Regions from separate parts of the Mus musculus genome. Here region 1 is linked to region 2. A link is a loop called in an ENCODE intact Hi-C map of the cell type or tissue named here. Cell type or tissue: left cerebral cortex. All regions are shown on one strand. Links, peaks and the distances in the headings refer to the core of each region. The heading gives the core; the rest is flanking DNA.

Region 1 (13,263 bases), core at 1,745-9,744, 150 kb after region 2:
GGCGGGGGGGGGGGTATAGGAAACTTTCGGGATAGCATTTGAAATGTAAATAAAGAAAATATCTAATAAAAAATTATTCACACCATTAATGGGAGGAGAAGCCATTGGTCCTGTGAAGGCTTGATGCCCCAGTGTAGGGGAACACCAGGGCAGGGAAGTAGAAGCGGTAACACTCTCATAGAAGCAGGAGGAGGAGGTCAGGATAGGGGGTTTGCGGAGGGGAAACTGGGAAAGAGGATAGCATTTGAAATGTAAATAAGTAAAATATTCACAAAAAGCAAATAGATTCAGAATGAATAAATTCTTTTCCCTGGACTTTATGGTAGATAGGAGTCACTAATATAAAATAGTCAATGCCCAATGGTATTTTAAAGGAGACTTCACTATCTTTTCTCTAATTGCATTGTGGTTCTGCTTAGATGATAAAGATTCCCTCAGGGGCAATTTTCACAAATTCTTAATAGAAATATTTCCATTCTGCACAGTTCCGTGTGTTTCATCTCTGCAGTGGAAGGAGGGAAAGAGAACATGAGTGGAATAATTTGTTTTCAAGTTGTATTCTAGTTTGGTCCAATTAAAGTAGAGAAAAATCTTTTGAACCTAGTAATGTTTAAAGTTGAACATTTTGATACAGTCATATTGTCTGTAATCAGCATTTCTTTAATTGTAGCAAACTACACAGAATTATTAAAAATTCCCTGCACCCTTTCAGCCCTGACCAGCCATCTAACTTAGCTCTGTTTCTGCTGGTTTGCCAGTGCTAGATATTCCCATGTGCCATGTGTTGCTGGACCAGGTTAGATAATTTTTGAGTGACATTTTCAAAGTCTAACTATACTATGACACACAATGAATGGTATTCTTAGATTTAAGATGATGCCAGAACAGAAGTGTCCATCTTTCATTTTTCTGTTTAACCTAGGATCAGCATACAGGTTGTTGCTAATACAATGAAAGACTCTGGTGTTGTCTCTATATTATGCCTTTATTAATTTGGAGTTTGTTAAATCTAAGAGTAGAATTACTAGATCATATGGTCACTCACTATGTGAATAAGTTTTTGGATGCTCTTAGAATATTTATAAATAAATTATTATATTTTGAGTTTTCCTAGCTCTGTATCAGGGTTCCAATTTGATCACAGTTTCATCAGTACTCAATCTTCCCTTTTGCTTCCAACTATCATATTTGGGTGTGAAGATGCCTCATTGCATATTTGGATTGCATTTACTCATGGATAATTATATACAACATAATACTGTATCCTTTTAGTGTGTAATGAAACTGCATATGTCCTTGAGGAAAGAATTTATGCATAATGGACACATTACTATAAGAGAAATATTGAAGATAAATAGAATATGGAAAACATCTTAAATTTTGCTTAGAAACACTTAGTGCATTAATTAAACTTGTCAGTATGGTGCAGGTTTGTATTGTATCATATTGTACTGTGGGTTGTCAGGCTTAGAAACAATTGCCTACACCCACTAAAGCATCTTTCTGTCCGCTGTAGCTGACACTTTCCTGAATATTATTAGTTTATGTGTTTAAAACAAATGGAAGCACTGATATAAGAACATTACATCTTAGTTTGTTAATAATTATACACTTATTAAAATAAATACATAGTTACCAAAGGAACACATTTAAAAATCTGGAGGAAAGATATCTATCATCCTGGAAGAATGAAAAATACTATGTTAAAAGTTTGTTTTTAACCTCTTTTCTTGTCTTGTTACTTGATGTAATTTAGGATTGCCCCAAAAAAGAAAAGCTTCAAAATTAGCATAGGCAGTTCCACATACTATTCGCAGTGCTGTAAGTCACACTTTTTGTATCTGTAGTGTACTTCTGAAATAAGGGCATAGCATTGGTATAATGACGTCATCCAAGTTATCTGCCCTATTTGAATTGTCTACTAACATTATCTTCTTTTGTCCTATCAAAATATTCTGTTGTATTTTATATATTTATGTCTTTCTTCTCATATTCTTCTAAAATGTGACACTTCCTATGAGTATAATCCCATGATTTTTATGAAGAAAGAAAGATAGATAGATAGATAGGTAGATAGATAGATAGATAGATAGATAGATAGATAGATAGATAGATAGATAGATGTATGTTAGAATATATAATATGGAATTTTCACAGTGTTTCAAGAGAACCCAGAAGCAAATGACATCCTTCTAGGAACGATTTTAGCCTTCTTCAGTATTGTTCTGATACAAAGTGAATGGATATTGGGGCTTTTTTTTAAGTTCTTTATTCATTTTGCATCTCGATCACTGCCCTCCTCCTGATTCCCCCTCACATAGACCCTCCCCCTGCTCTCCTCGCCTACTTCTGTGAGAAGGTGGGGCACTGCCTATAGGTATCACTCAACCATGGAGCTTGAAGTCTCTGGAAAGTTAGGCTCATCTTCTCCCACTGAGGCCAGACTAGCACGTGCTGCAGTTGCTGGGGGCCTTGTTTCATCCGGTATATGCGCTATGGTTGGTGGCTCAGTCAGTGAGAGCTCCCAAGGGTCCAGGTTAATTGATTCTGGTGGTCTTCCTGTGGAGTTGTTATCCACTTTGGGACCTTCTTTCCTTACCTCTTCCAAAAGAGTCATCAAGGTCCATCCAATGTTTGGCTGTAAGTCTCAGCTTCTATTTCAGTCACCTGCTGGGAAGATCCTCTTGGAAGACAGTTATACTAGATTCCTATCTATCTGCATGAATAAGAGAGTATCATTAATAGTGCCAGCGATTGGTGCTAGCTCATGGGATAGGTCTCAAGTTTAGCTGGTCATTGGCTGGCCATTCCCTCAGTGTTTGCTCCATCTTTGTCTCTGCATTTCTTGTAGACAGGATAGAATTTGTACTCAAAAATTTTGTCGGTGAGTTGGTGTCCTTATCCCTCCACTGAAGATCCTGCCTGGATACAGGAGATAGCCTCTTCAGGTTCCATATTCCCATTTCTATGAGTCTTTCCATCCCAGCTTTATAGCACATCCTAGAAATGTCCCACACTACCCAACCCCCCACCAGCTTCATATTTGCGTTCATTCTCTTGGTTCTCTGGTTATCTCTTCTGTCTCTCCCCACAGCTGACCCTGAACACCTCCTCATTCCCTTTCCCATCCCCCCACACCCACTACCCTCCCTTCTATGATTACTGTATCCCCCTTCTAAGTGAGATTCAAGCATCCTTGCTTGGGCCTTCCTTCTTGTTTATCTGCTTTGGATCTGCTGAGTGTATCATGGGTATCCTGCAGTTTATGCTTAATATGGGGATATCTTAATTAAGGAGTGTTGTAGGAAAAATAGAACGAAAGCCTAGTAACTCTGATGGCAGAAAACAAGGACTTGTGTTGTGTAAATACCAAGAAAATGGCACAAGGTCCAAATTAATAGCTTCCCTGATGGTGCTAAAAATTAAGTAACAAAATTATTTTAACCTGTGAAATAAAATAAATACCAGGAATCCACATGGAAACATAAAAAAGTTAATGGATAAAGGAAACTTAAAACTTTCTTCTCTCTTTTTTTTTTTTTAGATATTTTCTTTATTTACATTTCAAATGTTATGTCCTTTCCTGGTCTCCTATCCAAAAACTCCCTATCCCATCCTCCCACCCTTGCTCACCAACCCAACAACTCCTGCTTCCCTGTCCTCGCATTCTTCTACGCTTGGGCATCAAGCCTTCTCAGGACCAAGGGCTTCTCCTCCCATTGATAAACATCAAAGCCATTCTCTGCTAAATATGTAGCTGAAGCCCCGGGTCCCTCCATGTATATGCTAGTTGGTGGTTTAGTCACTGGGAGCTCTGGAATACTGGTTGGTTCATACTCTTGTTCCTCCTATGGGGCTGCGAGCCCCTTCAGTTCCTTCGGTCCTTTCTCTAGCTCCTCCATTGGGAATGACACCCTTTACAATAGTCACAAACAATATAGACTATCTTGGTGTGACTCTAACCAAACAAGTGAAAGATCTGAATGACAATAACTTCAAGTCTCTGAAAAAGTAAAACTCTCTTTCTAAAAATCTCCAATACTAAATCTAGAAGTCATGAAACTACAATAAGAAAATATATAAATATTGCTCTTCTGCCAATCAGTGCTAATGAGAGTGGGTAAAAAACTAGAGGAGAAACAGAACTGCATTCTTGACATACCTTTCCCAGATATTTATTAGCTGCAATTTAAAACTTGTAACTTTACAAGAAAACCCTGACAAACATACCCTAAGCTAGGAAATGCTAGAAATAGCCTCAAGGAAAATACCTAAAATATATCACAGACGTTCACAGAATGCATGAAGGACCCATCTTAGTTTCTTTAATTTTTCTGCAAGCATTTTCCTATTATGAATAAACAGAAAAAAAGATACATAGAAAGTATGAGCAGAATCCCATGTTTATAGACTTTAAAAATGTCACAGTAGTAGAAAAAAAGAAAGGGTGGTTATATTTCATCACCTGGTGCAGGTTAACTTGGAAGGGTTTTAAAGGTTTACAATCTGTGTGGTCGGGGAGAGTTCACTCAGAAAAATCTTTAAGAAAGCATTCATTTGTAGAAAATATACACTAAGGCAAATGGTGGCAAAGATGCTTGCTATGCCCTAGTGCTCGGAGACTTTGTGCTACATGGGGCAGAGCCTGCCCCTTTTCTCTACTTAGGAAGTAGGTTAATGACCTCAAGTGAGACATTAGCCATAAGCCAATCCCTGGGCATATTACCCAAGCACCCACACATTCACTATGTTCAAACACCCATGAGAAAAAAAAAAGGAGAATCCAGTGTTTTGGCTCCAGGAAAAGGCCCAAGGAAACCCACCAGGGAGTGAAGAAAAGAAAGAGGGAAATGAGAAATGTAGACGATGAGTGAGCAGCTTTATCTTTCCCTGAGCTTGTTGCAGAGAGCCCAGGGAATCAGCTGCCATGTGGGTGGAAGAGAAAGTTTCTCAAAAGTAATAGGGATTATAATTACCATCCTGGCTGCCAGAAAGGAAAGGAGGAAAAGGGTGGGAGATAATGCTCACAGGGACTATTTTTAGCTCCATAGGAAGGTTCACACTCAAAACTGTGACAGAAGACTACATTTTGAAATCTGGAAAATCTAGTTCACTGTTTAGAATAGCGTGCCAGTGACTGCAAGGGGTACTGTGACTTAACTTTAAAAGTCTCATTCTCTCTCTCTCTCTCTCTCTCTCTCTCTCTCTCTCTCTTTCTCTCTTTCTCTCTCTCTCTTTCTCTCACACACACATACATAGACTCTCACTCTGCCTATCTCTGTCTCTATCTCTTTGACACACACACACACACACACAAACACACACACACACACTCACATAGACATAACAAGTTTTGAATATGTTAGCTAATCTAAATCAGCATATACAAGTTGAACTTTATTTACTAGCTATGTGCCTAAGCTGCAAGAGTCACTGCTCAGCATGCATGGACAACTGGGCTCTATCCACTGCACATCACATTACAAATGAACAGGTCTTTTATTGGTGCACATCTATAATCCCAATATTTGTGTGGTAGATGTAGGAAGATCAATTGTTTAAGGCCATCTGTAGCTACATAAGTTTGAATCTAGCCTTGGCAACATGAGGTCTTTTTTTTTTTTTCAAAATAATGATGTGACATATCTTTAAAAATGATCTGATTCTCTAATCCCACCCATATATTTTGATGTGATTTTCTGAGGGTTCCATCATGTATCTTTCTTCCTATGACTTTGCTTCACATCACTTCCAGCATGCTGAACTTCAGCTGCAACAAAGTGAAGAAATATCCCTTTTCAATGACTATGACTTATGATTAATTATCCACTGCTTCATTTTGACCCCCTGTCCAACTCAGATAGAGTGTAGTTTTCCAGTACTCAACAGGAGCTCAGTGGCTAACACTTACTATTAGACCCAGTTTTATACTTAGAACCCCACAGAACTTGTTAATGACCTAAATGGGCTCTACCTGCTTATTCAACTTCGACAGCCTGTTCTGTTGGATGACATTTAGGCCATAAACATATTCTCATTTACAGGTTCAGGAGAATTTATAGGTAATTTTGGTATCAAACTTTCTGTCTCTCTGTCTCTCTCTTTCATTCCTCTTCTTGTGTGTTCAGTGTCTCTCTCTCTGTTTCTCTCTGTCTCTGTCTCTCTTTGTCTCTCTGTCCCTCTGTCTCTCTGTCTCTCTGTCTCTGTCTCTGTCTCTGTCTCTGTCTCTGTCTCTCTCTCTCTCTCTCTCTCTCTCTCTCTCTGTGTGTGTGTGTGTATGTATGTATGTATGTATTGTGACCATCACTGGCCACTAAAAATAATAACAAAACATGTTATTCAAGTAATACAAACGCCTGGAGACTGTAAATAGAGGAAATTCATTTATTTAAAGTTCTTGAAGCCAGAAGGCCAATCAGTGCTCCGTCTCCTTGATTGCCTTTTTCTAGCTCCTCAGATGGTGTCTCCTCAATGAGCCCACACCTCTGCTGTTTTTTGTGTGCCCACATTTCACCTTCTTCTAAGAACACATGTCAACTTGGATTAGGACTCCTTGCAACAGTCCCAGTTTATTGAAAACACCTCCTCAAAGGCTTGATTGCCAAATGCAGCCATGTCCCAAGCTACTAGGAATCAAGCTTGGACATGTGGATTGAAGGGAGTGCACTGTTTGGCTCCTAACATGGTCAGGGGGTGTGAGTGTGGTGGGTTCTTTGGGATTCCATCCACAAACTGTTCTTGTTTTCTGGGGTGTATCCAGTTCCAAACACTCCCACAGAAATGTGATCCTTTGATCACAAAAGTTAAGAAACACAATAGTTTCTGTTTGTGCCTGGTGGGTTTTTTTATCCATTTCTTTCATAACATAAAGAAGTATTCAGTTGTGGTGGTACATACCTGCAATCCTGATGCTTGCAGGCATAGGCAGGGTGATCTGGAACAGGAAGGAACAATCCATATTACTGGGAATGCTAAATATATCCTGCGCTAAAAAAGGCTCTGTCTCAAAACCAACAAATAAAAACAACTATAATAAGAACTTCAAGAGTGGAACTCTAAATGAAGAAAGGGGAAGTGATGTGTTCTTTAAACATGCTGAAAATTTCTTTTATATGGGCTAATGTATAATGAGAGTTTGCACAGAATGGCATTTTATTTTAGGTCTCTCTCAGTCCACGTGTTTACTTGAGATTTTCTTAAGTACACTAATAAAGAATTAACTGGAGGCCTCCTGTGGAACACATTTTGAGAAATCTGTGTAGAGTAGTGGCCTTGCAGTCCTCTGCTTGGGGAGCCTCTAATAGCTTAACATTCATCGTCAAATGAGATTGAAACATTTCCATTTTATGTCTTTATGGCATTCTGTGCATGAGTCCTGGCTTATTTTTACCTCCTTATCTCCCATGGTTCTCTTGTGTATAGCACTTTCTCCAAATAACATATACTAAATATACTTTGTAGTTTCCGCCTTCTGTATCTTTTTTAAATGTGGTTCCCTATGCCTTAAATTCACTCTTTCTCCCTTCCTGGAAGATTTTGTTATATCAAAGGTTCTTTCTCCTTATGGATGTTTCTAAACTTTCTAATTTGATGTGATTTATTCTCTTTAAACTTGCAATGAATTTTGTTATGTTTGACCAATATATATGTATTATGCCCTTGTGCACAGGTCTTTATGTTCCTGCCTCCTTGATTATAAAATAATTCAAATAGAGGTTTTTACTTAGACATTTTATATCTCTGGAAAGTTCTTTTGTACAACATAAGTGTTCATTAGGCATTAATTGAATGAGTGCCATAAAGAATATGCTTAATTAGTCCTCTGAATCCTGGTATTTTGTGAACCTTACACATTTAATTTACTCCTTCCCCAGACTTTGTTGAAAATGACCAAGAAATAATTAAACACGTTTCATGATCAAAATGATAAGAGATGAGAGCTTTTCTTGGTTTTTTGAGAGGTGAAAGTAAGCAATGTCGAGGAAAGCAACTGCCATGGTATTTCAGATGATGCCAAAATAGGAGGAGCCAAGGCCCAGGAGGCTCTGGTATTGTAGATTCCTAGAAAAGGAAAATAGTAACCTCATTCTGTAGAAAGACCAAAGAAAGAGTCATTCCTCTTCTTCATCAGTTTCCTACACGCCCATAACTTTAAAATTATTTTAAATTAGAAGTGTATCGGTGGAAATAAGATGATAAGATTTTTCTTAGTATAGCTTTGATTTTTGGTGTACAGATGTGTGTGTATGAGTGTGTGTTTATTTGTGTGTGGGTGTGTGTATGAGTGTGTGTATATGTAATATGGGTAGCCTGTCTATTCATCTTCCTCATCATCTTGTTCATCATCATCACCATCATCATCTATTGCTCTTCCTCTATGCATGGAGAGGGCACAGATCAATGGCAGGTGACCTTCTCTAGTCCTCTACCTCTTTTTTAATGTTTACTTTATGTCTTTAAATCCAATTTTGAAATGTTTTACATGACAAAAAATAATTAATTGATATGGCCAAATTAAAAATACTCATCTGTTAAATGGTTATAAATGTTTTTACCTGAAAGTCCAAAAATTAAAACAATAACAAATCTAAATGATAATATAAATATTTTTATATTCATTGCTTTCTACAAGGATTCATTAATAATTCCAATAGTTATGTATCAGACCACTCTGAATTTGTATCAGTTTTGTGCCATAAAAAGAGATTCTCTATCTGAACCATGAAAAGAGACTAAGGGAAAAACATTATAATTTACTTAAATAAGTTTAGCAAATAGTGAGTTATGGACAGAATTCAGAAAATATTTTCCAAATTATTCTCTATATTTCCTACTATAGGGTGAATATTGATGGTAACCAGTCAGGATCCCATGCAAGGGAGTGGACAGTGATTCTTGACTCTTCCAATTTTTCATAGATTTATATTCATGTGATTTGAACATTAATAACTTATTTGTTAATACTAAGCCCAGTGTTTTCTACAGCCTAAGTTATCAGCTGAGCCTCTCCATGATGCCCTCATGCTCAGACAGCGACCACCTTACCCACTGTGACCTTCTAACCTCTAAAATAAGTATCTTACTTATTTATTTTCAATGTCTGGCATATATTTTCTGCAAAGCAATGTTGGATTGGCTCTTGACCCTCAATAATGAGAATACATGTTCCCTTCTGTTTCAGTGTGAACTGAAACCAGCCATTTTAAAGATGCTCTTCAAAGAAAAATGGATACTTTATTATCTCAATATCCAATTCTACAAATTCTAAAATGCATTTTTTTATTTGCTGAATAACATCATATTGGATATAGTTCTGCTGGTGTACTGGTTTAGGACAGTGACCTTTACTTGAATGAAGATTATGTATGAAAATAGGCTAGACTTGGTGTTTTTCATAGTCACAGTTAAAATTTAAAAACTAGTTCAAAATTATTATTAAAAATTAAAATGAAAATCATACATATGTATAGATTTATATATTAAAAATAATATTATAATAAATGAAAACAAAATTACATGTAAAAGTACATTAAGATATTTAGTGTTGCTTCAAAAATTTAGAAATTCAAGTAATGTAGAAAGATATTAAAGATTTATATAGCCATGTGAATGGTTGTTTAAATATATAAAATGCTGTGGCTATTTTTGACACAATTGGTTTTAATTTTTAGAATATGTAACAAAAATTCTTCCTGATAAGATGTATGAAAATGAATTTTTATATATTCCTCTTAGAGAGAAAAATATCATAACAAATAAATCCTGAAATTAAAAGAGCTCAAAATGAATATAATTCTTACTATCAGGATGATTGAAAACTAAAAGTTGTAAAAGAGAATGTGTGAAGATTTGTTGAAATTAGAGATGTTATTGCTAAACTTTTCTGAAGTATTTAATATTATAAAAGCTTATGTTTTAGGTTAGGATTTTAAATACAAGTTCAGAGAAATTATACATGAGGACCTAACTGCATAGAAGATTAAAAACTTGAATATAAGAAATTTTGAGACAAAAAAAAAAGATTTTTAAATTGACATGGTGTCTTAGGGTTTTACTGTTGTGAACAGACACCATGATCAAGGCAAGTGAGTGAGGTAACCCAATCACAAAGGAACTCTCACAATATGTACTCACTGATAAGTGGATATTAGCCCAGAAACTTAGGATACCCAAGATATAAGATACAATTTGCTAAACACATTAAACTCAAGAGAACGAAGACCAAAGTGTGGACACTTTGCCCCTTCTTAGAATAGGAAACAAAACACCCATGGAAGGAATTACAGAGACAAAATTTGGAAGTGTGACGAAAGGATGGACCATCTAGTGATTGCCATATCCAGAGATCCATCCCATGATCCAAACGCTGACACCATTGCATACACTAGCAAGATTTTGCTGAAAGGACCCAGATATAGCTGTCTCCTGTGAGACTATGCCGGGGCCTAGCAAACACAGAAGTGGACGCTCACAGTCAGCTATTGAATGGATCACAGGGCCCCCAATGGAGGAGCTAGAGAAAGCACCCAAGGAACTAAAGGGAACTGCAACCCTATAGGTGGAACAACATTATGAACTAACCAGTACCCCGGAGCTCTTGACCTTAGCTGCATATGTATCAAAAGATGGCCTAGTCAGCCATCACTGGAAAGAGAGGCCCATTGGACTTGCAAACTTTACATGCCCCAGTACAGGGGAACGCCAGGGCCCAAAAGGGGGAGTGGGTGGGTAGGGGAGTGTGGGGGGTGGGTATGGGGGACTTTTGGTATAGCATTGGAAATGTAAATGAGCTAAATACCTAATAAAAAATGGGAAAAAAAAACATTTAATGAGGATGGCTAACAGGTTCAGAGGTTCTGTCCATTATCATCAAGGTGGGAGCATGGCAGCATCCAGGCAGGCATGGCACAGGCAGAGCTGAGAGTTCTATGTCTTCATCCAAAGGTTGCTAGTGGAAGACTGACTTCCAGGCAACTAGGGTGAGAATCTTATGCCCACACCCACAGTGACACACCTACTCCAACAAGGTCACACTTCCAAATCGTACCACTACCTGGTCCAAGAATATACAAACCATCACAAGTGGTCTGATTAAATGCAGATTATAAATAGGAGAAACTTCTCCCAGGAAAAAAAAGTACTTTCAAGTTTTAGAACAGTCCCGGTAGAGAAAACTTCTTAGGAAAATATCACATGTTCTTTCTCCTATAAGAACCTAGCCTTAAAAACAACTTGGGATGTAAACAGTGGAGAGCTAGCTGGGAAATGTGAGAACAGGATACTGGGGAAGGAAGGAAGTTAAAAAGTAACTAAATTAGTAGTCACTGACACAATCCCATTACCAAGGGCACAGGTCTGTTAATTTGTTAATTCTTTGGTGGCTACAGTTTTTTCCTTTATTTTAATTTTTTAAAGTTTGTCCTTTAACTCTATATTCAACGCATGACAGTTTAAACAACAGCCTTCAGTTTCCTTTTAATTCACTAACCATGCTTTGTGAATGAAAGAGATGCAGAAACCTATAAATTGTTTCTAGAGTATTGTGTTCTGAAATAACTTTTTTTCATCTCCTATCTCACAAAGGCAGTGCTCTGATTTGTGGATATCATGATACAGCACAGACTCTCAGCATTTTTAAACTTTTGAGGGTGCTGGGAATTAAATCCAGGACCTCACACATTCTTGGCAACCACTTTACCACTGAACCAACCCTTTATGTGGGCTTAGAACATGGTATAAATTTCGGTTAATGAACTTAATTTTGTCAATAAATTTATGGTAAGATGATTTTTTTTTCAAAATAAAGAACAAATTCAGTGACAACAGGAAGAGGCAGCAAAAAGTCTTCCAAGATACAAATATTTTTTAAAAGGGCAAGCACTATTAATCTTAAATAGCCAGAATAGGAAATTCCCAAGATTCCTTTATTCCTAAATATCATGTTAATGGTTGTTGGATGTAATTTTGCTGTAGAATTCATTATAGTGTGCTAATTTGAAGGTACAGACACAACAGTGGAACATCCGTATTACAGTCACTGAAGTGCTCAAACAGAACCTAAACAGTAGGTATATTGTAAGAGCACAGCTATACTCTGAGACAGTACAAAGTTCATTTTGACTCCAAATGTATATTGATTCTGAAGTACAGATTTAACATATGAGACATGAGAAAATGATGGTTGTAAGCTGTGATGTACAGTTTTACTAGTACAAATTAATTTCTTTCCTTCACATGACAGTTCTAAAACTATAAAAATCTTCTACCCAAATGATCAGGATTTATTTATTTTATTTTCTCAATAATTGATGGGAATTAAGTCAGTGTCTCGAAACACCCACATTTAAGATACCATGTGACAAATCAACTTTAAGGTTGGTGAATTTTAGCCAACCTATCAATTGTGAACATTCAACTTTTGATCACTTTAACTTCTTATTGAGCTTGATCCCTTTAATTATGTTTTCTGCTAGTGTGTATAGCCTTTCTCAATTCACTCCAATTTAGGCAATTGAATCACATATGCAGTAAATACCAAATATCTTTTCAGTTCCATCTAGTGGATAGAAAATCAATTATCATTTTTAATATAGTCTCTGCTACATTTTTGGTCTTAGAATGCAGATTTTTGTTTTTGTGTGTGATAATGTAAATAGCTGAAATCCTGCTTTCAAGCAGAAGTGCATAAACATATCCTCCTATAGTGAGCTGTATGATCCTATTTGTTCCTGTAGAAGTCTCACCTCTTTCAAGATAGAACACTATACATGTAGTCAAGTCTGTCTGAGAACTAGTGTTATGTAACTCTTCTATTCTCCACTCACCTCAGATAGGAAACTGAAACAAAGTAAGAATGCCACCAAATTCAAATTTGCTTTAAAAAAAAACAAAAACCTTTTGTTAGAGTTATAGGAGTGTGGGTGAGGGGATACTGATACAAGCAAAAATGACTCAAAGACAGATGCATCACTGAAAGCCCTGAAGCAGGATTGACAGCTCACAACACCTGGCAAAACAATGCACAGCACAGACTGCAAAATTCTCAACAAGCTTTGTGTGTCATTTCTTGGTGCCATATTTGGCCTGAGCTGCTTCCAGGATCAGGACGCTTCTTCTTCTTCTTTTTTTTTTTTCCTTCAGGCAGAAGGCATTAGTGATCTTTGTCAGTTTCAGGGACTTCTGGAAACCTTTGGGTTGCTTACTTCCTGATATCAATGAGATTTCTTCAAGATGAAATGTTTTGTCCCCTCCTAGAATATGCTG
Region 2 (13,263 bases), core at 2,045-10,044:
TCCATTTTGCATGCTTTATCTATTCTGATGATTAACAAAACATGCATTTCTGAAAGCTCTCTTCAATGTTACCAATACTAATTCCAACAACATATTTTTGAGACACTGAAAAATAATTGACTACATATTATACTCCTGACTGCATAGCACACATCCATTTGAAATCATTACTGTTACTCTAACTTGACATAGTATTCTTTTTATAACATTATTACTTAAGAAGGTACTTAAATATGTTACATTTAGCATTTGCTCTATATCCCATTTAGTCTCACTATCTACGTTAATATTCAGGTTCAAATTAAATACTTGATAACAGCAAGTGTATGAAAAAAGAAGGTTATGTGATTTGTCAGCTACATCAGCTCCGAATTTTGCTCCTCTTCAATGGCTTGTATAGCATTCTCTCAAAATATCTGCCTCTGCTTCTTTTATCAGAGCTTTTTGGGCTGGGCTGCCAGTATTGCAGATGGAATTGTTACAGATACTATGATGTCATCTGTCAAGGGAATATTTCTAGATAATGAGCAAGGGCAGTGCTAACCAATTTTATTAATGACAAACAGTGATGCTGCAGCAGATAGGAAACCCCACACCCAGGTTAAATCCGATTCCCATTAATGGTTATGTGATTTATGATCAACATTTATAACTAAAACACATCTACTGCAAATGAACTATGTTAGAGGAGCATGTGAGTTATGGCCTATAATGAGTAAAGATTTATTGCATCTCTTATTGGCTTTTCATCAGTAGCAATGACATTGTCTTATATATTACTGGGAAAGGGAAATCCATACTGCCATTTCTATTCTAAACTTGTTTGAACACTTCTCAAAGACAGGATGAAGGAAATCACACACGATTTGTTTTGCTATTAAAATGCTTGCTCAGAGGAAGTTGGAGTTAAAAAAAATTAGTATCAAAGGACAGTACTTCAATACCTGTAAATACTTGACTACCAAACATTGTAACACTGAGTAAATTGCTTCTTCAGGATGATCCAGTGGCTCCTTCTGATTCTTTCTAGAAAATGTGATTTTATATAAAACCCCAAATTTCCTTGTTATTGTGTAAGTTAACAATGAGTACAACATTGGTGAAATATAATTGAAAATAATACATGATTCTCTTCCGTCCCTCCCTCCCTCCCTCCTTCCGTCCATCCCTCCCTCCCTCCTTCCGTCCCTCCCTCCCTTCTTTCCTTCCTTCTTTCTGGTTAAATTCATTCCATTGTAACCAAGAAGTATGTATAAAAGACCTTCACATTGTATACAAACTCCTTTAAAGACTGTGAACAGCCACATGACAGCTGACAGATCACTACTAACCATTAACTTTTGGTTAATTTTGTTAGGTAGGAAATTAAAGCCCATTTGAAGCTAGAAAAGTCAGAGAGATAGAAGAAATATACTACATAAGCAGGACATGATGCAGAATCAGGCACACACATTCTTCCTTTGCCACCTGCATTCAAGTCTCTTGTCCCAGTCTGCATTTCATTTACACATCTATAGGCAAAATCTCATTCTAAAGACTGTCATAGGGATACCTGTATACTTCACATCTAGTGTTCCTACAAGTAAATGTAAGAAAGGAGAAGTGAAGAGAGATGTTTCTTCCGTTTAACAGCTGCGCTCTTCTTAGATCCTGGCTCTGAGTTTATTAGCAATGTGATCTCCGGCAATTGCCTGAAATTCCTGAGCCTGACCTGTCTCTTGGTTATGAGGAAAGTCATATGAGCTCAGAAAATTTCAACAGTGTCAAGTGAAAAACACATCTACTCCCATGTGGAAGGCATGTCATTACAACTACATGCTAAACTGGGTCCCTATGGTGTGATGAGCAATATATGAATATATTTTGAAGGTTGTCAATTCAAATGGTAATTAAATTGTTTGTTAAAATTAGCTTTTTGAGGCTTTTCCTTTAATTTTCATGTAAAGTTATGTATGTGCATAATTTGTACTTCTACATCACTATACTTTTATGAGTTTAGGAAGAAACTGTTGGATAAAGCAATCATTGAAGAATTAGGACTAGAGAAAAATACCCTTTTCAGTGGCATTTTCTGTACAAAACAAGTATGATTTTTTTGTTTTTAATGTACTGGTCACAGTGATAAACAAATTTACTTCCATGTTTTGTTTAATATATTTTTGTATTTATTAATACTTCTTGTGCTCTGGCAAGTTTGTTCTATAGTAAACTATTCAAACTAATTACAGTTTTCAAAATCGTAACTTTGTTTTTTTTTCTTATTTAAATTACTGCTTCTCCATAAGTAAGCATATATCTTTCACACACTTGAAATATGGGCTCCTTTTAAAGAGCACATGCTGATCTGCCAGCAGAATAATGCTTTCCTATTAATATTCAGCTCCATGGAAGTGATTCAAGCAGCTTTTAAACTACTTGAGACTTTAAAGATAATGGCCTCACTTTCAGAAAATTCATTTGATTATTAATATCATTCATTTTACATCACTCACATTTTCGAGTTATTGTAGCCCTGCATGAGTGAATAATTCACACTCATTTCAGTTGCTTCTGCCCAGTGTTTTAGTGTATGATCAACTTTTGTCTTTTCTTTCTTACATTTATGCTGTCAACAGCTGTCAAAAATGCTACATTCCTTTTTATTATAATGAAGATTGCTTACTGTTTCAAATGCCCTTTTTCTATTACAGTAAGGAGTTTGAGGCATATACTGGAGACTGAGCACTCCAAGCATGAACTAAAAGGCAAGGTACAGGCTATGATTTCTGTTGGCAATGTCCAAGTAGCAGAAAAGAGCATATCGGATTCAATTAACAGCAGCATACAGCAGGTCATGAGGTCATGATATGGAGGATTTTGCAGACACTCTCATGCTTTTTTTAAAGACAGTTACATTATGAGTTTATTGTCACACAATTTTTTCATCTTTTAAATATCCTGAGAGTGTACTTACACATACAAACACAACCGCATGCATAACCAGGCAGTATAATCTCTTGATATGCTTCTTGTCAAATGCAATGTTGTTTACTCATGGCTGTATATAAAATATGAGCATGTATCACACTCAGTTAAAAGGCTCACATGTAATCACATATATTCATATTGTAGTCACCAATGGCATAGTGAAACAAATATTTTACTTAACTCTGTAAAGTATTGTGTCTTTAATATGAGCATAACTGTTTTGCACTGTGCCTTGTCCGTCATGACCCTTTACCGCACTGATGTTAGAGGATGCAGTGGAACATTGTTGCCCCACTTGAAGCATTTATGGAAGTATGTCAAAGCTCTAAAATAGAATGCTAGTGAAAACACAATTGTTTGCTAGATCTCTATTTTACTTCTCATGGTAGGACTTGTCCCTTCCTTACTGCCTTCTACTCTCTTTCCTTTTTACCCTTTTTTCTTTTTCTTCTTCTTCCTCCCCATCCAGTTTCCCTCACACTGACTCTGAACTCCTCAGTTCCAGTGACCTTCCTTGTTTATGCCTACCTTCTTGTTTCTGTACTTGAGTCTATAGGGAAGATCACTTGCTAATGTTAATTCACTATTTTTTTTCCTTCTGGAGCTCTACTGATCCTCCTTCCTTTAGTCTTACTCCATGTGGCTTAGTGGCCACCTCCATCCAGTATTCACTCATGAACAACTGGAGATCAAAGATGTAATCAAGACGATGCTTTGCTTTAAAAAAATATCATTTAAAACAATGTATAAATTTACCTTTGGGCTGTGTGTATATGCGGTACAGGCAACTCCACTAATTCCTTTGTTTCAAATAAAATTACTTCAAGATAGCTCATTATGTAAGAAAATGTCACAAAATATCAAGTCTGAAATGAATTTAATTCTAAAAAAATGTAGATAATATATACTAAATCTATCTTTAAATATAACGTAAGGACTTATTTAATTGTTGAATAAATATTTATATCATATAAATTTTAACACACATTTTAGTAAAAATTATCCAAAATATAATAATTCTGAAAGTATCAGTAAACTATTTCTCTTATAGTACTTCCCCTAAACAGAAGCATTTATTTGTAATTCGTTGGTTGGGTTGTTGAGAATACTGAAGGAATTGTTCTTTGGAAATTCTAAATAAGCCCCAATATTACAGAATCTGCAAAAGAGGTATATGAATATGATGAAGATTTAGAAGATGTTGAAAATTATGAACTTCATATTTAACATTGTAAATATAAACATGACTGAAGTAAATTTTATATAGCAAAATTCACTATACCCACAGAAAACCAACTTGATTGAAGAGTTTGTAATAAGTGTGTCTGACCCTTCATTGGGTTCTGAAAACAGGCAAAACGAACAAAATCGACAGTTCTTGCCCTTATAATTTTAGACACAAATCCACCCATACTGGCAGCTTTGGAGAGGCACAGCAAGAAACATGCCCTCAAATCAACTCCTGATGAGGCCCAAAGTTGGATGTTATTAGTGATGAATTCCATCTGTTAGCTTCCTGTCTATTTCAGTCTCTTATTTCTCAATCTTTTTGTAAACCAATAAGCTACCTCTACTTTGTTCAAGAAAAGTATACACTTTCCATAATCAAATGACCAAATATCTAATTATGTATATATATGTATGTATGTATGTATGTATGTATGTATGTATGTATCTATCTATCTATCTATCTATCTATCTGAATTCACAGATAACCATATGTATCATATATATATATACATATTTATTTCCTATGATTTTTCTGTGTTCTATAGCTCATGGCATAGATTCTTAAGATCCACTTGAAGGATATGGATCAAAAATAAGGTACTTGTAATATTTGTACTATTTGAAAAGAACATGGAATACTGGACAAATATAAATTTGTGCTGTTTAAGTACATCACGGATGAGGAAGGTTCCAGTGACAAAAACAGATGCGAGCTGAAGGGAACAAGAAGGATTTGAAAAAAGTAGATGGACTCCTTGCTAGTTTAAGAGATGTCAGTTTTCTCTATGTTGGGCTGAATGACTTTTGTAGGGAATCTGTGTAATAATTCTGTAGTTGGAAATGAAGCTGTATGTTTATCTATAACAATTATCTATAACAGCAAATCAGAAGCTTGCAGTCTCCAATTTAAAAAAACAATACATGTTCTGGGTTTTGGAGGAAGATTTTTTGGGAATTTCTGTTTCTCTGCATAGATGATGCCAGATGGCAGTGTCCACAGATTGTCAGCTTTTCATGCTGACAGTTGTCAACTTTGGATGCTAATGGGGTGTTAGATGGAAGTACTACAGAGTAACTTTTAATTTCATCTATATTGTGAATATACACTGTACTCCAGGCACTGACCATGGACATATAAGCAGATTGCTTAGTATTTCTTTCATGGAGCTTACTGTTTAATGAGACCTTAAAAGCTACACAATGACAAATTTTGCTGTCGCTTAAACCAATTCTGAATCTGTATTGTATCCTAGATGCAATAAGGGAGCTGAGGGTAGGCAAGACTGAGCATAGAAAATGAGAGGATAGATTAGGGTGGCTCCCTCAGGGCAAAATATGGTGGATAGTTTTTTGTTGTTGTGGTTGTTTCTTTATAGAACTATCTTCCATGTCATTGATATCTCTCATAGTACAGATGAGATCTGGGTTTTTTTTTTTCAGTCAGCTCTAATCTATGGTTATGTCTAGCACTAAAAGATATTGTACATCACCATGATTTCTATGATGTGTACGCAGCGTTTTGCCATGAATTTTGTAGATTGATTACTTGGGTGAAGCTTCAGCTGGGTTCAATATTTTCACCTTTTCACTTACAGTTTAGCCTTTTCGTTGTCTTCTGTTGAAAGTAAATCTTTGCTTGAAGGCAAGTTGAAACATCTTTATGTCTCTGTTGCTGCTCTTTCTGAACCTTGTCAAAAAGCATTGATTTGGCTCTTTTGCTTGTCTGTGAAACAATGTTTACTACTCAAAGAACCTTTGAGGAGAATGCTCATTTGCGAAAGGAGAGTTGCCTGGATGATTTTTTTTGAAGCATATGGATGTACTTGACATCAGCTTACATAAGAAGCAACTTTCAGAAATGAAAACCAGGAATCTAGTTACGTTTGGATGTGTTGGCTTGAAAATGTCCACTAGAGAGCCAAGTAGAAAAATTGAGTAGGCAGTCGAATACATAAAATGGGAGGAGGGGCTGGGCTGGAAATAAACTGTGCAATCCGGGGTGTATCTAGGGAATACATTCTGAGTTTAACTATAAAAGGGAACTTATTTTTAGTAATAGAAGAGAAAGGATCAGCCCAGGATACTCAAGAGCAACCCAGTGGGTTTGAAAATGCCATGAAGATGGGAACAGTTTCAAGTCAAGTAAGGGATGTGGTTTGAGGATAAAGACATGATTTTTTTTTTTTTTTGTGACTATTGTTACTAAGACAAACAGGGAGAGATTGCAGCTCAGCCTTCTCTTTGGGGGAAGTACAATTGAATGGTAACTGTGATAACTGTGACTTCAGTAGAGATAGATGGGGCATAACAAACACTAATTTATGGAGGCATTATTCATGGAAGACACACTGCTAATAAGGGCTAGAGACTGAGTTGTGCTTGCTTCCCAGGGTCATTTTTTTAATGTTTTCTCTCTCCCTCTCCCTCTCCCTCTCCCTCTCCCCCTTCCTTCCTTCCTTCCTTCCTTCCTTCCTTCCTTCCTTCCTTTCTTTCTTTCTTTCTTTCTTTCTTTCTTTCTTTCTTTTCTTTGGTTTTGGTTTTTGGTTGTTTTTGTTTTTGTTTTTGTTTTGTTTTTGAGGTAGGGTTTCTCTGTTTAGTCTGGGCTGTCGTGGAGCTCACTCTGTGGGCCAGATTTTGAACTCAGAAATCTGCCCGCCTCTACTTCGCCAGTGCTGAGATTAAAAGCATGCACCATGCCTAGCTTGTCCTTGCTTTCTAATCCACATACTGAAACCCCAACCTCTTGTAACCTCAAAATGTAACTGTATTCAGATGCATTCCTTAAAAAGGTGGTCAAATTAAAATGAGGTTATAATCAAGATTATGGGAACCAGTGGGGAAAGCCAGTGTACCATCACTGTGGTTTTGCTCACTTCCTTCCTATGACTATCAGCAGGGAATTTAGCGCCTCTGTTTCAGGACAGCCATGGCATTCCACAGCTCAAGAAAATAGCTCCACTGTAGCATTTGTTTTTCTGTCTTGTCCTGTCCTGTTCTATCTGGTTCTGTCTTTAAAAGTGTCCTACAGAAAGACATGATTCAAAGTGTGTGTGTGTGTGTGTGTGTGTGTGTGTGTGTGTGTGTGTGTGTGTGTGTGTGTGTTTCTGAAGTGCTTATTCAATTTAATCAACTATTTCAGTTGTTTCTTTTTAGAGGCTGTGGCAGACACATTAGGTCTGTTACGTAAAACAGGTTTCTTATTTATATGTTCTTAATTCAGTGAAAACCTATAGTTTGCTCTTTTGCTAGGTCTGCTGAATTGTGGCCATGGCCATATCATAACCCAAGGAAATATATCTACAGCACATTTTTCTGTGAATTTATTATATTTTCTTTTCTTCCCCCTTCCTTTCTTCCTGTTCTGTTCTGTTCTGTTCTGTCCTGTCCTGTCCTGTCCTGTCCTGTCCTGTCCTGTCCTGTCCTGTCCTGTCCTGTTCTGTTCTGTTCTGTTCTGTTCTGTTCTGTTCTGTCTTGGTTTTGATCAGTTAGGTATCCTTGACATTATAGACAATTTATTGTGTAGTAATTGTAAGTATTCCTCGTTGAATTCTCTAGATGCAAATCTCATGCAGAGTGTGCATTGTAGGTTATCCTCTGAAGGTGTGACCAGCGAGTCTAGCTGTTTGCAGCTGAGGTGAGTCTGGAGTACCCAATAGATTGTCCCACTAATTTATCTATATCTCCATATAAATATTATCTGAAAAATTTTACAAATACCATTTGAAGTATGGTAACGAATCTTATAAATTATAAAACATGAGAGCATCAAACCTAAGTGTTAGACCTCCAGAGAACACTGGGCACTCACTAACGGAGCTGGATTCAGAGTTAGTTGTGAGTTTCCTGGCAGTACTTGGAACTGACTTGGTCTTCTTCAGGAGCCATATACTCTTAACTCTTAAGTCATTACTCTAGACCCACTCTTCCCCCTTTGAACCTTTTATTGTGTAAATAGGAAAATATTCTGTTCATGTCTTTTTCTGTCACCCAAACTTGTTGAATCCTTACTGTTTCATTTATAACCAAATTCCTGTGGGTGCTGAAAATTTTATTCATGAGCTTATATGGAAGTTTCATTTTATGAAGTGCTCTGCAATGCTACGTTATCATTTGTTTTAAGTATTAGAAGGCATGAAAGAAAACAAGTCTGAGTTTGAGCTAAAGTTGAGGTGCTGTCACAGGTTAATCCAAAGAAAATAGACAAATACACAACAAAATACCGTATCACAGGATATGAAACCAAAGCATCAAGGAACCATTCCATGGACCTAGCAACTTCCAGTTAACTCCAGGGTTAGAGTTCAGAGCTATTGGAGAAGGTGCTTACCAATGCAATGATATTATAAAAGGAAAGGAGATGCTTCAGGTAGGCAGCTAGAAAGGCAACTCCCAGGAAAACAAAATAAGGGGCTCCCTTATACAGGGAAAAGAGAATGCCATATATATCCATATCTAGGCCTGTGCAGAGAGTGGAGTGTAAGGAACAGGCTAAAAGGCATCAGGAAGAAAGCAAAATCAACTTAGAGAATATTAGGAAATGATTTGGTAACAAATTCCTTCATTTTCTGAAACACAATTATCTGAAAACATTCCAACAGTAGACTACATGGAGCAAGTAAGTATCTGACCTTATCTATAACCTCAGACTGAAGAATCACATGGTTATCTTACGTCCAGTTTTTAAGTGACTACAACTCCTTGGGGGCCAAGTCATGCAGAGAAGTCTTGCAGCTGCCAAAGTCTAAGACAGTTAAGGGCTCCAGTACTGCACCATACTGTTTATTGTACTGCTTAGTAAATTTCCCACACTCGTAGCAATGAAATTGGCGACCCATCCCAGGGACAGTTCAAAGTAAGCATAGTATATGCATTCCTTTGCCTTAAAACTTAGTTCCAGCAATTTCCTCCTTAGATTCCTCCCCAGATGCTATGCTGTTTTTTTCTTTCTCTTACCTTAAAAAAAATATAGTTTAACAGATGTGCATGTTTCCCAGAGTAATTTATTTGATTTTAAATGCTTTTGAACTTGTATCCTTTCTATAGCATCATGTTACAAAATGCCTTTTTTGTTGCATGCAGCTACACGCATTCATGTCTATTCCAATTTTCCATTGTATGATTGAGTTACCACTTCTCCGTTTCCATGTTTGGATATTTATGTCTATTTGTCTTTTTACTATCAATTAGTGCCTGTTAGAACATCATGTTCCCAGTTCAAACTACTGTGTAAGGTCTCCCTCTGCCACATTGCTGGGATTTAAATGGTTAGGTAGAACATGTTAGTTGACACCAGGTTATTTGTGGAAATGATTTCACTAACATATTCCTCATTGTCAAGTAGCAAGATCGCCTTTGTTTAGTGTGTGTGTGTAAAATGAAATGCCCAGAAAAATGTCACATTATATTAATATTCTACAAAGGTAGTGAATGAGTAGAGCTTTGTAAATGTGGAGAGTTGAAAAGGTGATAGACCAGAACCAAAATGATCACTTTAGTCCTCTAAACACCCATTCATTGTCTACCTCTGTGTCTGTTTGACCTAACATCTTCCAAGTATCAGATAAAACTCATGGAATTGTTTATGAAGCCAATCACAAGCATTTCCCTACACAGAAACTAGTGATATCATCTTGTAACATCTAAAACTTAGAGCAGAATTTCCCTACTTTCCTAGAAAGTGGCTATCTGTAGTCTCTACCAATACATTTGATGAATGCAGTGATTTATAGCTTTAATTATGTGCCTAATTTATCTCACTTAACTACTTCCACAGTAGAACAGTCATTAAGGCAACTTGAGTTTGTGTCCACGGGACATAGTTCACTCCCATTTGGCTAAGAAGCTGTCTTCCACCCTTGGAGATGAGTCCTTTGTTTTGTGTTGAGGGCTATTTACTTCAGGACCATATGTATAGATAATTTATTACTTCATTAAAATAATCTTGCTTGCATTTCTTCCTAAATTTTCCACACTTTTAGTTCCTACTCTAGTAAGGGACATTTTATAGTTTTTACTTGTGCTTATTCATTTTAATTATGTATTAAAATCACTTACATATTCTTATTTTGAACTATTAGCTATTTTTCCCTTTCTCAACAGAATTCTACTTAGAAAATGTTTAAAGTAGAAGAAACTCCCATCATGAAAGTACTTGATAGAAAATGGATTCCCAATAAAATGGAATTTTAGAGCAACAAAAGTCTAACTGGCCACAAAACAGAAATATCACCACTGACACTTTGAAATACATTTTAGAAGATGTTCTCAATCAAAATCATTGAGTCCTCCCCTGTGACCACTAGGCAACTCAGGCAGGATGAGTTCCTGGCATCTCTTATGTTCTTTTCTTTTTAACTGTCTTCTTTTGTGTAGCTTGTTCATGTTGTGTCCAACTTTAAAACCTAACTTTGAATTGAGAAGGTTTTCCTTTATTTTTGAGATTATAGCATGATGGCATCATGTCTATATCTCCTTTCCTAAATACAACCTACTCCTTCTGCATACTGTTGCTTGTCTGCATGTTTTCAGGACTCACCATTTGGTACTGGATAAGCAATGGTGTATTCTTCTTGGGGGAATACTATGTTTCCTGTTCTCAATTTTCCTTACTTTCCTATGGTTGTTTGTGTAGGGATGATGTCTTGTGGGCTTCTCATGTTCACGTTAACATGCTTATCACTGCTGTCCTTGTTTAAGCTTATGCTTAGTCAGTTATGTCAGTAAGACTTTGTGGGTTTGAAGGTTCTAACATCATGTTTGGTATCTTCCCTTTGCTGAAGTCAGAGATTGAGTCATTGGACTAAAACTTTACTCTTGAGTTGTCTGCAGTCATAACCCCTCTTTATTCTATAAGCACAGCTGTCTATGAAGGTGAGCTGCACAGTAGAACAGAAATAGTCATCTGAAAACCTTGATTCCCCAAACAGTAAGGCATTCTTTGGGATACCTACCAGGGCTTCAACCAGAACAGTGTTTAAGAGGACTATGTACAGACAACAACAGATTAATTACATTTGCTTCATGACCCTTGATCTAATTCTTCTTGTATTTAAAACCTAAATCTCTTTTCTGACCAAAGTTGACTTGGGGTCATTCGACCTCAAGTTCCTCCAGCCAATGTAGACACATTGAATAAGCTTCTCTTTACTTTTAATCATTATTAATCTCCTTAATTGACATAATGGTTGCAGGTGGCTGAGCTAAGCTTGGTAAGACAGCTGGAGCCTGGGCTGTTATCCTAAATGTCCAGTTATAGTTTAGGAAAAGGCATTTATTTATTTATTTATTTATCCATTCATCTATCTATTCATTTATATTTATTTATATAATTATTTATTTCCTTTTATTGTACAAATGTTATTTTAATCACTAAATCTGGATTTTTCTATGAACATCACACAGAAAATACAGAACAAAATTTTGCTGTACGCTTCCTCCACTGGGAGGACGAGCAGTACACTGAAGGATTGTATGTTCATCATGTTCTTATTATGTAGCTGTATAAGACCTATGCTTCGTTGCAGCTGCTCAGTATCTTGAAAGTATATCACACTGTTGTTCTGGGACCAGATCAAATTGATTATTGATTATGGATTATATTCCAGGGAAATCTGTATTGCAATCTAAGGAGGAAATTTTGTGAATTTCCATTCTTTTATCTCCTCATACCTTTGATCATGGCGGATGAGGAGGCATGATGTCTTATTCTCTAAGATTTACAAGATATGTCTTGGGACCTACTTCTAAATTCTCCATCTTTTGTTTTCCATGTTAGATTAAATCAAATTGAAGTTGTTCAAATGTGATTATTTTGATTAAAATGGAGAAGTTCAGAGTGTAGGTCCATCAAATGAAGTCTGTAAATGGTGACATGTCAAACACAAGTCTTGTCTGATGAATTGATGAGGTTTTTGCTGGGGAAACTATGCACTTAGGTAAGTGCAAGTAATTCAAGAAATCTCAGTACTTCCAAGTGTTGCATATCAGTGGAGCTCTTGGTCTCTCATCAAGCCATACCTGTATTGGAAGTCATTTTCTAACTGACAAGCAGTTCAGAATTTCTTCCTTTAACACAACAACTTACAGTATCAGAATCCACACAAATCGACTTGACAGAATGATTTATCTACTTCAGCACAAAGCAAAAGCAGTAGAAATGGTACCTTGAATTTAAACTTTTTTCTTTTCCTTTGCTAGCAGTATGTATTAAGGTGTTTTCTTGTGATTCAGCAATGTAAAAGCAACTCCTGAAAGAAACATGACAAACATTCGACAATACCCCACAGTGCACTGTATACAGTGTTTTAGATTCACTTTTCAATGTGAATGAATTGTGGGGTAGAACTTCAATCCCCTGTTAGTCTTCACCTGAACATCTTTTCCCAAATTCATTTGCTGTTTTTTGGTTTATCTCTTCTTTTTATAAAGACACTACTCGTACTAGATCAATGGCCCTTTCTAGTCCAGAATCATTTTACCCTAATTTCACCAAATACATCTGCAACAATTCTCTAAAGGACTGGGAACAGGGTGATCAGTGTATCTTTTGTTGGCAGAGGTATCACAATTTAATTCAGAAACATGTTTAGAAAATGAATAGAGGTAAATGTAGATTAGGTAAGTCTGTTGGGAAAGGTGACATTTTCATAAGCCTAAACTTAATTTAGTGTTTTCTGTGATGAGCCGAGGGAGAACATTTTGCTACAAATATTGAATATTTGCTCCTTAGAAGATAAAGACCAGGTGTAGTGTTATAATAGTTCAACAACCCAAAAAACAAATAAAACAAAACAAACAAAAACAAAAACAAAAAAACAAAAAAACCACCACCAACAACAAAAAACAAACAGAAAACAAAACCACATCAATGAAAAGTTCTTAGAATAGATATCTGCACTGGGAGCTATATACCTCATTGTTATGTACACAGATTAACTTTGTGTATAAAATTCCTTTTAAGTAAATTGATATTGGGTCTAAAATGCATCTATAGATCCTGTCTATTACAACCAAAGGATTCAGAGAGTAGTCCCAAGGTATTTGTTTCCTGGGAGTACAATAATGAAG

Evidence for each region. A loop is a pair of places that touch in the nucleus more often than their neighbours do. Peaks named below come from ENCODE experiments on the same cell type or tissue, not always from the same donor. Only the 100,000 strongest peaks of a DNase experiment are listed, where the experiment ranks them.
Region 1: a loop joins it to region 2, with 12 times the contacts of the local background. A loop is called at or near these places in 3 of 42 quality-filtered maps.

The regions. Positions count from the first base shown.
Region 1 is chr1:140,485,038-140,498,300 of GRCm38, forward strand. All of the region lies in intron 14 of Kcnt2 (potassium channel, subfamily T, member 2), which reads left to right. Among named protein-coding and RNA genes, the nearest start is that of 4930590L20Rik, 160 kb to the right of the region's middle. In left cerebral cortex, for the core only: no CTCF peak of the experiment used is centred there; DNase peaks (open chromatin) are centred at 4,971, 5,393, 6,534, 7,360 and 1 more place; H3K27ac peaks cover 2,773 bases.
Region 2 is chr1:140,333,421-140,346,683 of GRCm38, forward strand. The region is part of intron 1 of Kcnt2 (potassium channel, subfamily T, member 2); the gene reads left to right. Among named protein-coding and RNA genes, the nearest start is that of Kcnt2, 94 kb to the left of the region's middle. In left cerebral cortex, for the core only: a CTCF peak has its summit at 6,108; DNase peaks (open chromatin) are centred at 5,247 and 6,146; H3K27ac peaks cover 1,074 bases.